Linked DNA regions of Homo sapiens: region 2 is linked to region 1. Evidence: chromatin contacts called from ENCODE Hi-C or POLR2A ChIA-PET data. All regions are on one chromosome and are shown on one strand. Each heading gives the region's core, a stretch centred on a gene start or an enhancer-like site at or near the end of the contact. The rest is flanking DNA. Distances are from core to core; before and after follow the strand shown. Region 1 has its middle 140 kb from the start of FAM3C. Region 2 has its middle 28 kb from the start of WNT16.

What was found. Hi-C counts contacts between places; a loop is a spot of excess contacts on that map. ChIA-PET counts read pairs that join two places held with the same protein, here RNA polymerase II (POLR2A). Pooled maps may share reads with other maps.
Region 2: a loop to region 1 is called in a map of GM12878, with 2.1 times the contacts of the local background. The contact joins two enhancer-like sites. A Hi-C loop is called at or near these places in 2 of 168 maps with a recorded cell type or tissue (GM12878 and HCT116), 10 of 37 single-sample maps with no recorded cell type and 7 of 50 pooled maps. POLR2A ChIA-PET finds 5 or more read pairs at or near these places in 1 of 52 experiments (PC-9).

Annotation. Positions count from the first base shown.
Region 1 is chr7:121,529,124-121,534,221 of GRCh38, reverse strand. No RefSeq gene overlaps it. Among named protein-coding and RNA genes, the nearest start is that of FAM3C, 140 kb to the right of the region's middle. Within about 2 kb of position 3,786, at least 10 of the 41 ENCODE cell types and tissues checked have a DNase peak (open chromatin) inside an H3K27ac peak, as active enhancers do; they include HCT116, where a contact is called at or near this core.
Region 2 is chr7:121,298,646-121,303,837 of GRCh38, reverse strand. No RefSeq gene overlaps it. Among named protein-coding and RNA genes, the nearest start is that of WNT16, 28 kb to the left of the region's middle. RefSeq lists an enhancer at 1,436-1,505. Within about 2 kb of position 1,322, at least 4 of the 41 ENCODE cell types and tissues checked have a DNase peak (open chromatin) inside an H3K27ac peak, as active enhancers do; they include HCT116, where a contact is called at or near this core.

The DNA of each region.
Region 1 (5,098 bases), core at 2,537-5,036:
TTTTATTGTCAAGATTGTCAGATTGAATGAAAAAGCAAGGCCAAATGATGTACTGTTTGTGGAAGATAAACTTTAGATATGAAAAAATATAAAAATGTATTATTACAGTTGGATACTTTAACATACCTCTCTCAGTAATCAATATAGTTAGGGACAACCAAATCAATTTATATATAGACAATTTGAACAGCACTATCAATCACCTTATCCTAGTTGATATTTATTGAATGCTATCCCCAAAATTAGAAGAATATATATATTTTTCAAGTTCTCACAGGTAAAAGTATACATTAAATTCTTGTATTAGTAAAGAAGAAAGGTCACAATCAGTTATGTAAACTTCTACCTAAAGAAAATTTAAAAAAGAAGAACAAATTAAACCCAAAGTAAGCAGAAGTAATGAATAATAAAGATAGGGGTAGGAATCAGTGAAGTAGGAAACAGAAGAACAATAAAGAAAGCCAATGAAGCTGAAAGCTGGTTCTTTGAAAATACCAGTATCATTGATAAACCTCTAATCAAACTGAACAAAGAGAGACAGGGAGGAAGAAAGAAAGAAAGTCAGCACACAAATTCACATTTTCAGGAAAGAAAGGAGGAGGCCTGGCACAGTGGCTCACACCTGTAATCCCAGCACTTTGGGAGGCCAAGGTGGGTGGATCTCTTGAGGTCAGGCGTTTGAGACCAGCCTGGCCAACATGGTGAAACCCCATCTCCACTAAAAATACAAAAAATAGCCAGGCGTGGTAGTGAGTGCCTGTAGTCCCTCTTACTCAGGAGGCTGAGGCAAGAGGATCACTTGAACCTAGGAGGCGGAGATTGTGGTGAACCAAGATCGTGCCACTGCACTCCAGACTGGGCAAGAGAGCGAGACTCTGTCTCAATTAAAAAATTAAAAGAAATAAAACCTTTAGGAAGAAATATCAAGTTTACACAGACTTGTAGACAAATAGAGGAGGAAAAGTCACTTTCCAATTCATATTATGGGGAAAGAGTAACCTTGATACTAAAACTATATATGGACATTACGAAAAAGGAAATTAGAAACCAATAGCACTCATAAACATAAGCATAAAAATATATTTCCAAACCAAATTCATTAATTTATAAAAAGAATAATACAATGTATCTAATTATGGTTTAATTCAGTAATACAAGATTGATGTGATAGTTTAAAAATGTAACACATTAACAAGTTAAAGAAAAATCATGTGAGCATTTCGATAGATGCCAAAAATGTGTTTGACAAAATTCAATATCAATTAAAAATTGTTTTAAAACTCCCAGCTAACTCTAAATAGAGAGAGTTTCCAATCTGTTCAAAGGCATTTGCAAATAAACAAAACCCCTAAAAGCATAGAAAACATTTATACCTAACTGTGAAAGGATACTTCCCTTTCAGTATTGGATACAAGGAAAGGATGGCCACTCCAACCACTTATATTGAGTGTTAGACTTTAGAGACTCACTATGGTATAGCGCGGGGCTCTCTCTCTGCTTGGAGTACTTCTGTAATGCATCTAGCCTGCTGACCCAGGTAGGCCTTTGTCTGCTGAAACTTTAGCCAATGTGCATTCAGAACATCTATACCTACCCCCTAATGTGGAATAATGAGACTTCAGGGGACTCCATATAATGCACTACTTCTCTGTTTTTAGGTTATCCCCAATAAAACCTATATTATATCTGTATTTTGTTTGTGATACGTTTGCGTGGATACTGAATATATCCTGGAATTTATTCATACATATTTTAAACAAACATATTCTAAATGATGTTTATGAAAATTTATTACATGTATTATTTTTAGTAATAACAAAATATCAAAAATAAATAACTGCTCAGTAATAGAGTGCTGGTTAAATAAAGTAGGTATATCCAACAAATAGAGTGTTAGTCATAAAAAATCAAGAAATTCATTGTGTAACATGTAATGATCTCCAAGATACAATCGTAAGTGAAAGAACAATGCAAAGAAAACTATATAATTGAAAAATAAGGGATAGAGATAGGCAGATAGATATGTATTTATTTGTATATGCATAACATATCTCTGTAAGGATAAACAAAAGGAGTTCAGTATTAGTTAATTCTAGAGCAGGGAATTTGTTGCCAGAGTAACAATATGGAAGGGAGATTTTTGTTATACCTTTTCTTCCTTTCGAATGTTGAACCATCTTAACGTATTAACTAACCCAAAATGAAATCCAGTTTAAATTTAAAAAAATCTCGTTGCTGTGAATCACAGTAACATTTAGTTCTGTCCATGTAGTTCTATACCTAGCACATGGGATATCTCCTGCTGTTATGCATAAGATAGGTTGAAATGTGATAATGGGATTAGAATCTAGACAAGGGGATAGGATAGTGCAGACACAGATGATGACAATGAATGTTATGTGCCAAGTTCCACGACACAGTAAAAAAAATCTTTAATTTATATGAGTCAGACTTGAAGTCTCTTATGTGCAAAGCTGTGCTGAAAAGACATGTCGTAGGGACAGTTCTACAACCCCACCTTTCTTCCCTTGCCGCTACATGCCTGTCTTCCTGCTTAATCCTGCTGCCATGTAAAAACAGCTGCCTCTCACTTGTCCCCCACTTGACCTTATTTTATCTGATGCTTTAAAATCCCATTTCACGCAGTCAAAGCTAGCAAAGAAGATAAAGCAGGATTTAGAAGAAGATGGATAATAGAAGGGAAAGGAAGAAAAGCTTTCCTGTGATAAAAATCTGGAAATCTAACCACCAAATTGTAACGTAATTTATATGGGAAAATTCATTTTTGTTTTCTACACAACCAGAACATCAATAAAACACTTTGAAAGGTAACCTGTTTGTAAATTGAGGAACTTCTATGCTTATACTTCCACATGGAGGCATGAAGACTGAGTCACAACGGCAAAAAAAAAAAAAAAACTCCTCAAGATTGATACTTAGACCCATTTAGCAAGGAGGCCTTCTTTTTCTTGAAAATAAATATTATATTGAATTCCATTTACGTATAGTTAATGCTGGCCAGTTTGTGGAGATTGTGGAAAAGCAAAAAAAAAAAAAAAAATGTTAGCACAGGCTTCAAGGGACAATTCTAAAGACCTTCAAGACAGTGACTTCAAGTAGCTTTTTTCCCTCATCTATCACTGACACAAAAATATGTGAAACAGATGGTGGTTCTTGGCTATATATAGTTTTTGTTGAAACTTGTTAAAAACAGTTTGGATCATGATTAAGAAATCTTACCACCTCTTAGCTGAAACATACCCCAAGGTTTTTCTTAGAAGGTGTTAGAAAGGCAGCTGATGATTATAGTCAATGTTTCCTTCTTCTACAAATAAAAAAAAATCTAAAACCACCAATGGCCTTCTGGATACAAGCAAATAAATACACAAAATCAAAGACAACTGGGAGATGTTCATAACTAGTCTAGTTTTTTTATTGAATAAACAGCTGTACTTTGGGTTATTGACATACATATACATTATATGAACTCTTACTTTGACTTAACTTTTTTCTTGCATGAGTCATTGTAGTCATTAGACTGTTTACTGTTTCCTGTTTTGCCCTCCTGGGTGCTGAGTAGATTGACACGTCTTTGCTCCCTTGTGTTTGAATGGGGCTGTGTGATTCATTTGAGCCAGAGAGTTGTGAACAGTGTGTGGTGTGGCTCCCCTGGGCCTGTGCACTTAAGTACCAATGCCAGACCGCAAAAAATTTTTTGTTCCTTTGTCACATTAACCAGAAACAAGTAAGATAGTGGCCACTCTTGCAGCTGAGTTCCTTGACTGACCACAAGAAGCAAAGTTTCATTACCGAACTGTCGTGGACATGCATCAGGAGTGAGAAATAAAGCTGTATTGTTTTAAGCCCTGAAAGTTTTTAGTTTGTTTATTACTGTAGTGTAATCTAGCTTACCCTGACTGATACAGATCATGCTGAAGTCACTGGCAATAAAGCAACAGCCAATGACTTGCCAATGGAAAGGCAGAGAAAAGGAAGGTCTATTCCCAGAGAGAGCATTGCTTTTTCCACGTGAAACAGGACAAAAAAGCAAACAAACAACAAAACAAAAAACAAGTATTCCCAGGCATATATCTGCAATGCTACAGCTGTCCTTTAAGAATGACTCTCTTAATTATGCTCTCGTGATTGCCAAAACATAGAAGCCACTGGAACGAATTTGAGTAAAAAGGATTATGGGATCATTAGGATCTCATAAGTGAAGAAAATCTTAGGAGGTGGAGGAAAAAAACATTAAAAGAAAAACACGTAAGAAAATTAGAGAACCAGTTCAGGAAGTTGACTGGGATTTCTACAAGAAAGAAAAATGAAGGAGATAAATTAGGAATTAAATATAGTTTTCTAGAAATGAAGTTTTTAAAATTTCAGATTGAAAAAAATCCACTGAATTCTCTGCATAAAGATTGAAACCTAACAAGATACACCATGCTGAAATATCAGAATACTGGTGACCACGAGAGGATTCTAAAAAGTCTAGGAGAAACAGGGGTAGGAAGAAAGAAACTGAGAGAGAGGAAAAAGAAAGAAAGGAATGAAGGAAGGAGAAGAGAGAAAGGGAGAAGAAGAGAGGGAGGGAGGAAGGATGGAAGGAAAAAAGAAAGGAAGGAAGGAAGGAAGGAAGATTTCTGACAAAGCATCAATAATCATAATGCATTCTGTATTAGGATGGCATTAGGTGTTGTGTAAAATAGAATCAAACTATAAAATAGCTCAAACATATTAGTTTATTTCTTGTTCAGGTAAAAATCCAAAGTTTCTAGTTAATGGGCAGTTTTTATTTAGTACATCAGGGACTAAGGAACTTTCTTATATTGGGGGTTTCTGTTCTCTAGAATGTCATTATCACCACATTCAGCTGGAAAAATGGTGGGGGGAAGTATGTAGGAAACGTATTATTTTCTTAAAGCCTTTGATCAAGAAGAAAACACGTCACTTTTACTAAAACTGCATTAATACCAGAGCAATCATAACTATAAGCAAGGCTGAAAAAATGCAGCATTGTTGTGCAACATGGAATAAGAGGGACAGGATTTTTAGTGACTAGCCAGCAGTGTAGAGGGAGTAAGAAGGCCCAGTGAGT
Region 2 (5,192 bases), core at 73-2,572, 230 kb after region 1:
CAGCAAAGAGCAGGCCTGAAGCACCATAGCCCTGTGCAAACTGCAAGCCTCAGGGCCCAGCACCGGGTGTCAGCAGCTCCCTGAACTTCTAGCAGCCTCCCCATTGAGTCCAGGAGGACAACTTCCACATGTACCTGACATCTTCCCCAACTACTTCTTTCGTACTCTACCTCAATCCCAACTGTAAATATACTAAAAACCACTGAATTTTATGCTTTAAATGAGTAAACTTCATGGTAGGTAAATTGTATCTCAATAAAACAGTTACAAATAATACATATAAACAATGGGAACAAACATTTGGTACTTGCTAAACAGGGTATCAGGAAATGATGATATTAATACTATTTCTAACATAGTGCGTTGTCAAAGCCTTTTAGATAACTTCTATTTCGAGCACAATTTTTAACTCCAGAAAATGCTAGAGTTTGTTAGTGCATTTGTTTGTGTGTTTTTTTTTTTTTTATAAAAATTCATGAGTGTCTTTCCTGTGCCAGGTAATTTGTTTCTAAACTGAGAGTGCAAAGATTAAAACATAATAATGCTAAGTGAAGGAAAGCAGCCAAAAAGACCACATATTGTGTGATCTTATTTATATGAAACATCCAAGGTAGGCAAATCCATAGAAACAAAAAGCAGATTGGTGGTCACTGAAGTCTGAGGAGTGGAGGTGGGGAAAGTTGAAGAGTGACTGCTATGTTTCTTTTTGGGATGATAAAAAAGTTCTAAAGTTAGATTATCTTGATGACTGCAGAACTGTAAATATACCAAAAACTACTTAATTTTACACTTTAAATGAGTGAACTTCATGTAGGTAAATTTTATCTCAATAAAACAGTTAAAAATTTTGCATATCCACAATCAAACAAACAACTCAGTCCCTTCCGCATGGAGTTTACATTCTAGGGAGGACAAACTTAAACAGACAAAGAGAAAATGGCTGGGTTGGGGTAAACAGGGAACGCTAAAGGAATGCAAAGAAAGAATACTTTGATCAGTGTATGAGGAATCAGAGAAAGATTCCTAGAGGAGATGGCATCTGAGCTAAGAAGTAGTGAACAGAGAAAAGAATGAGAGAGAGCAATGTTTGCTGAGCCCCTACTCTACATTAGAGATTGGATAGTAGAAAGATGAATGGCTCAAGGTAATCAAATAGATGATTGTAGGTAATTATACCGTGAAAATGCAATAATGGAGGTGGACACAGAAACCATCTAAGTCAAAAAGGGGAAACGAAAATGGGTGGAGGCCAACTAGAAATTCGATTTGGAGGAAGAAAGTTATGAGCTGTAGAACTGTGATCGTGCTGGGTGTCCTCCACCCAGCGGAACCTCTGCCACAGTTTACAGGACTTAGTTATGCTGCCGCATAACTAAGGGTTATGACTTACCCCTCAGCCATACTGAGGGTCATACTGAGTCATACTGAGGGATATGACTTACCTCTCAGCCACCCATCTCAGCATTTGCCAGTGAGAAGGCCCTGTGAGATCTGAGGGCAGAGGCACGGCATGTGGCCAGAGTCCCTACTGAGAGTGATTCCCATAAGTGAACTTTACTGATCCATTTACTTTCATCAGGGTACAATGTTGCCCTGCTCTCTTTCTTTCCCCGAGTTCTCTGTAGTTTTAAAGTTTAAACTATAGTTTATCGTTCTCTCTAGTTTTGGAGCCCTCGTGACTCCACAGTCCAACATTTCCTAGTATCTTCTTATTTTGGTGATTTCTGGCAGTTGGGTTACTTGTCACCTCTTAAGAAAAGCATCTAGCAAACATCTCCCCTAACACGTCCCTCCCTGCTCTGTCACTGCCTGGCGGAGGCCTCGAAGTGCATTCCCCACATGTTCAGACGAGCACTTGGTAAAGGCATCCAGAGATATAGAACCTGTTATACTAAAGGTTTTACATACTGCTATAAATAAAAAATAAAAGGAATGTTTTAAAGGAACTAATTCGATGGATATAAGATTATTTGATACTGCTCCATTATCTATTTCATTGTGTGTGTATGTGTGTGTGCATACATTTTATCTATACATACACACACACACACACACACGTATTTATACAGTATGGATGAGTTTTTATTTGAAAATAATCCAGAATTCCTGTTTTCAAGTCTTTTATTTGACACACACTCTGCCCAGACACAAACCAGGGAAGGTTTGGCTTTGACCCAACAGTTTTGACTTTCTTGTCTGCAGAGGCAGCATAACAAGTCCATGATCAGTGGTGAAGGGAAGGCATTTATTTTCACTGTATTTGACAAGCATCCCTCCCAGGGATGCTTCCATTGGAAGAGAAATCGACTTCAAGAAGCTCAGTACTTCAAAGACTTATGATGACCCCAGGAAAGAGAAAAACACCATGTAAGCCAATCACCCACTTTGTGATTGTCCATTCTTCTGGGAAATAAGAATCTGAGATGCAATGTCTGTATCAGCCTCATCTCAGAATCCATAAATAATTCACAGAAGGTATCAATTTATTTATAGGATAGGTGGCCAAGAGAGACTTCCGGCTGTTTACCAATAGCATGGCTCTGGAAACTCCATCCTATTGAAATAATTCCTGTTCTTGGCAGGAGTAACTTGAGCTAAGGGTGTATCCACACCCTTTTAAAAACATGCCAGTGATTTTGCATAACTAATATGAACATTGAAATGGGTATTCTATAGAGGCAAGTGTGAACAGAGATCAGGTTTTCCCCTGTGGGTATGCACATGTAGTGGAAACTGATGGACCCAAATTTGTGCCATTTGATGACTAAACTCATTCTGGGCTGCAAAGGCATTGTTTCAGTTTTCTCTCATAATATTTTTAATTCAGACCAAATTTTATCTTATAAGTAGAAGAAGTAGTTGCAAATAATTCCATGCCCTGCCAATGACATAGGCACTGATTTTTAACAAAAGGCTCATAAACTCTTTTTATGATACTGTAAAACTGGAGAGCCTGTGCCCATTAAAACATAAGCTTCATGTTACATGTAATTAAGGCAAGAAGGAGAACATAAAAATGTAAGCTTTAAAATGTATCTTGTATTACATATTAAATGCACACAGAAAAATACTGCATAAGTTCCATTTCAAAGGCAAAGGTAAGGACAAGCAGGAATGATCACAGTAGATGAGTAAGCCCTTCGGTGAAAAAATCAATTTAGTAAAAAATGGGTTTCTATTTCAAGTTCTTGAGGATATACTATATTGATGATTAGAGCACATTTTCTATTTTTCCTGATTTTTAACTCAGAAAATATCATTAGAGTCACATTCACTTGCTATTTGGTTAATCTAGGTTATAATTTTTGGTCCACTAAAGACTTAAAATTATTATTTCCTTTTTCTTTGGAAATTGGACCCTCCAATGTGATTCATACTAAGAAGAGGTTGAAGAGATGTCCAAGAGCTGTCAAAGGTAGCTAGAAGGTGCTCTTATGTATCCATCCCCAAACCCAGTGGAGAAGAGCTTCCGCTGGTGTGAAGGCCTATGCTGTAGCTTCCTTTCAATCCTGCACAGACCATGATGTACCTCATGGACTATCCTCGGCTGCACTGCATTCAGTGTTGGCATTTTGCACTCTTATTTCTGTGTATTTATTGAAAACGGACACAAGAATTCTGAACCCCAGATATCCAGCTATTAACGTAAAAAAGATCTACTGGAAACCAAACAACCTCTTATACCTAAGTGGAGATTAGTGGATACATGGTTATATTACAAGTTACAACATATGGTTGTTTCATTTTAGTGTCCTTAAATTTTTTTCTAATATTCAAATTTATGATTTAATTTTAAAGGCATACCAATTATAGACCAAATAAAAATTTGAGACTGGAAAGAAAATTAAAATGTTTACCTGGATGGCATACACTGAGATTTCAATCTGCATATTTTGAACAGGTTTTATTATAAAAAAGAAAGTGGAAATACAATTGAACAAAATATATAAATAAATTGCATACCATCATTAAACTGTGTAGCGTAGCCCCAAAAGCTACATCAAATAGCTGCATTTCACCAGCCAACCATAAAATAAGTCACTATATAGTTGAGAATCAATTGGATACATTTTGTATTTATGAAACCATGTTACTTCTGAATTCTTATGTACCAATAATCAATTGTAAATATTTTGCTTTTAAAACATATCTAAACATTTTAATGGATTTCATAGGAATTACTCTTTCATATTATACAAAGTATATTTTTTTATTTTATATGATAAAATGAATCATGTGATGCTACACATAAATCACCTTAAGAAGACATCTTGGTTAGAGATATTAAATGTCTACTCATAACCTAATCTACAATGGAATATTTTTCCCAGATATATTACAAAAAGGGCTAGAAAAAAAGTCTTTGAAAAACAAAATTTTAAAAAGTCCTCTGCAGAGAATGCTACAGACTTGGGAGAAAATACCACGCAACATAAATCAAATCCAAAACTTAAGCTACCTAAATAGTATTACACTGTAGGAATCCTTTTATGGTGTTTTCTCTAAAAGTGACGGTTTTTATTTTGCCCCTACTATTAGTTGGTTTTAAGTAATTATTTTTATTTGCCTTTCAAATAGACTTACACAATTTAAATACTCTTAATAAATTTTCACCGTAATATTTGATTATGTATCTAGTGTGTTAAAGCATAGTGATCTGACATTTAATAGGGCCATAAAACAAATTCTTTACATTTCAGCAAGCATAAAGAAAACAAATGGAATACCATTTTAGGAGGACTGCATGGTCTATATGAATTAGAAAAAAATGAGTTCTACATCCCCCTACATCAAGTGAATGAATCATAAAAGAAATATGGAAGTTGATAATAGCAGTTACTGCAGCAATAAAAACATGATAAAAGGCTTTTTGACAGTATGAAACCTTGGAAGTTGTGCCAAATACAAAATCTTGTTTGTAGGTGCTGGCAATATCCTGTTGTTTTTAGTAGGTCTTTGGGGGTTCCCGACAAATTCTGGTTCATCCCCTTAGGCTGAAGTGATCTATTAAAATGCCTTAGTTTCCAAGAGCAATAAAAATCATTTCAACTTCAAGTACACATTAAAAAAAAAACTACAGTAGCATTTGGAGAGTAATTATTCCTTGATCCACTCAAAATGGTGGAATCTGCTATGCTATCATTTTCTGCTTGAACATGTATTTTTGAAGTTATCAGTTTATATAAGCTTAC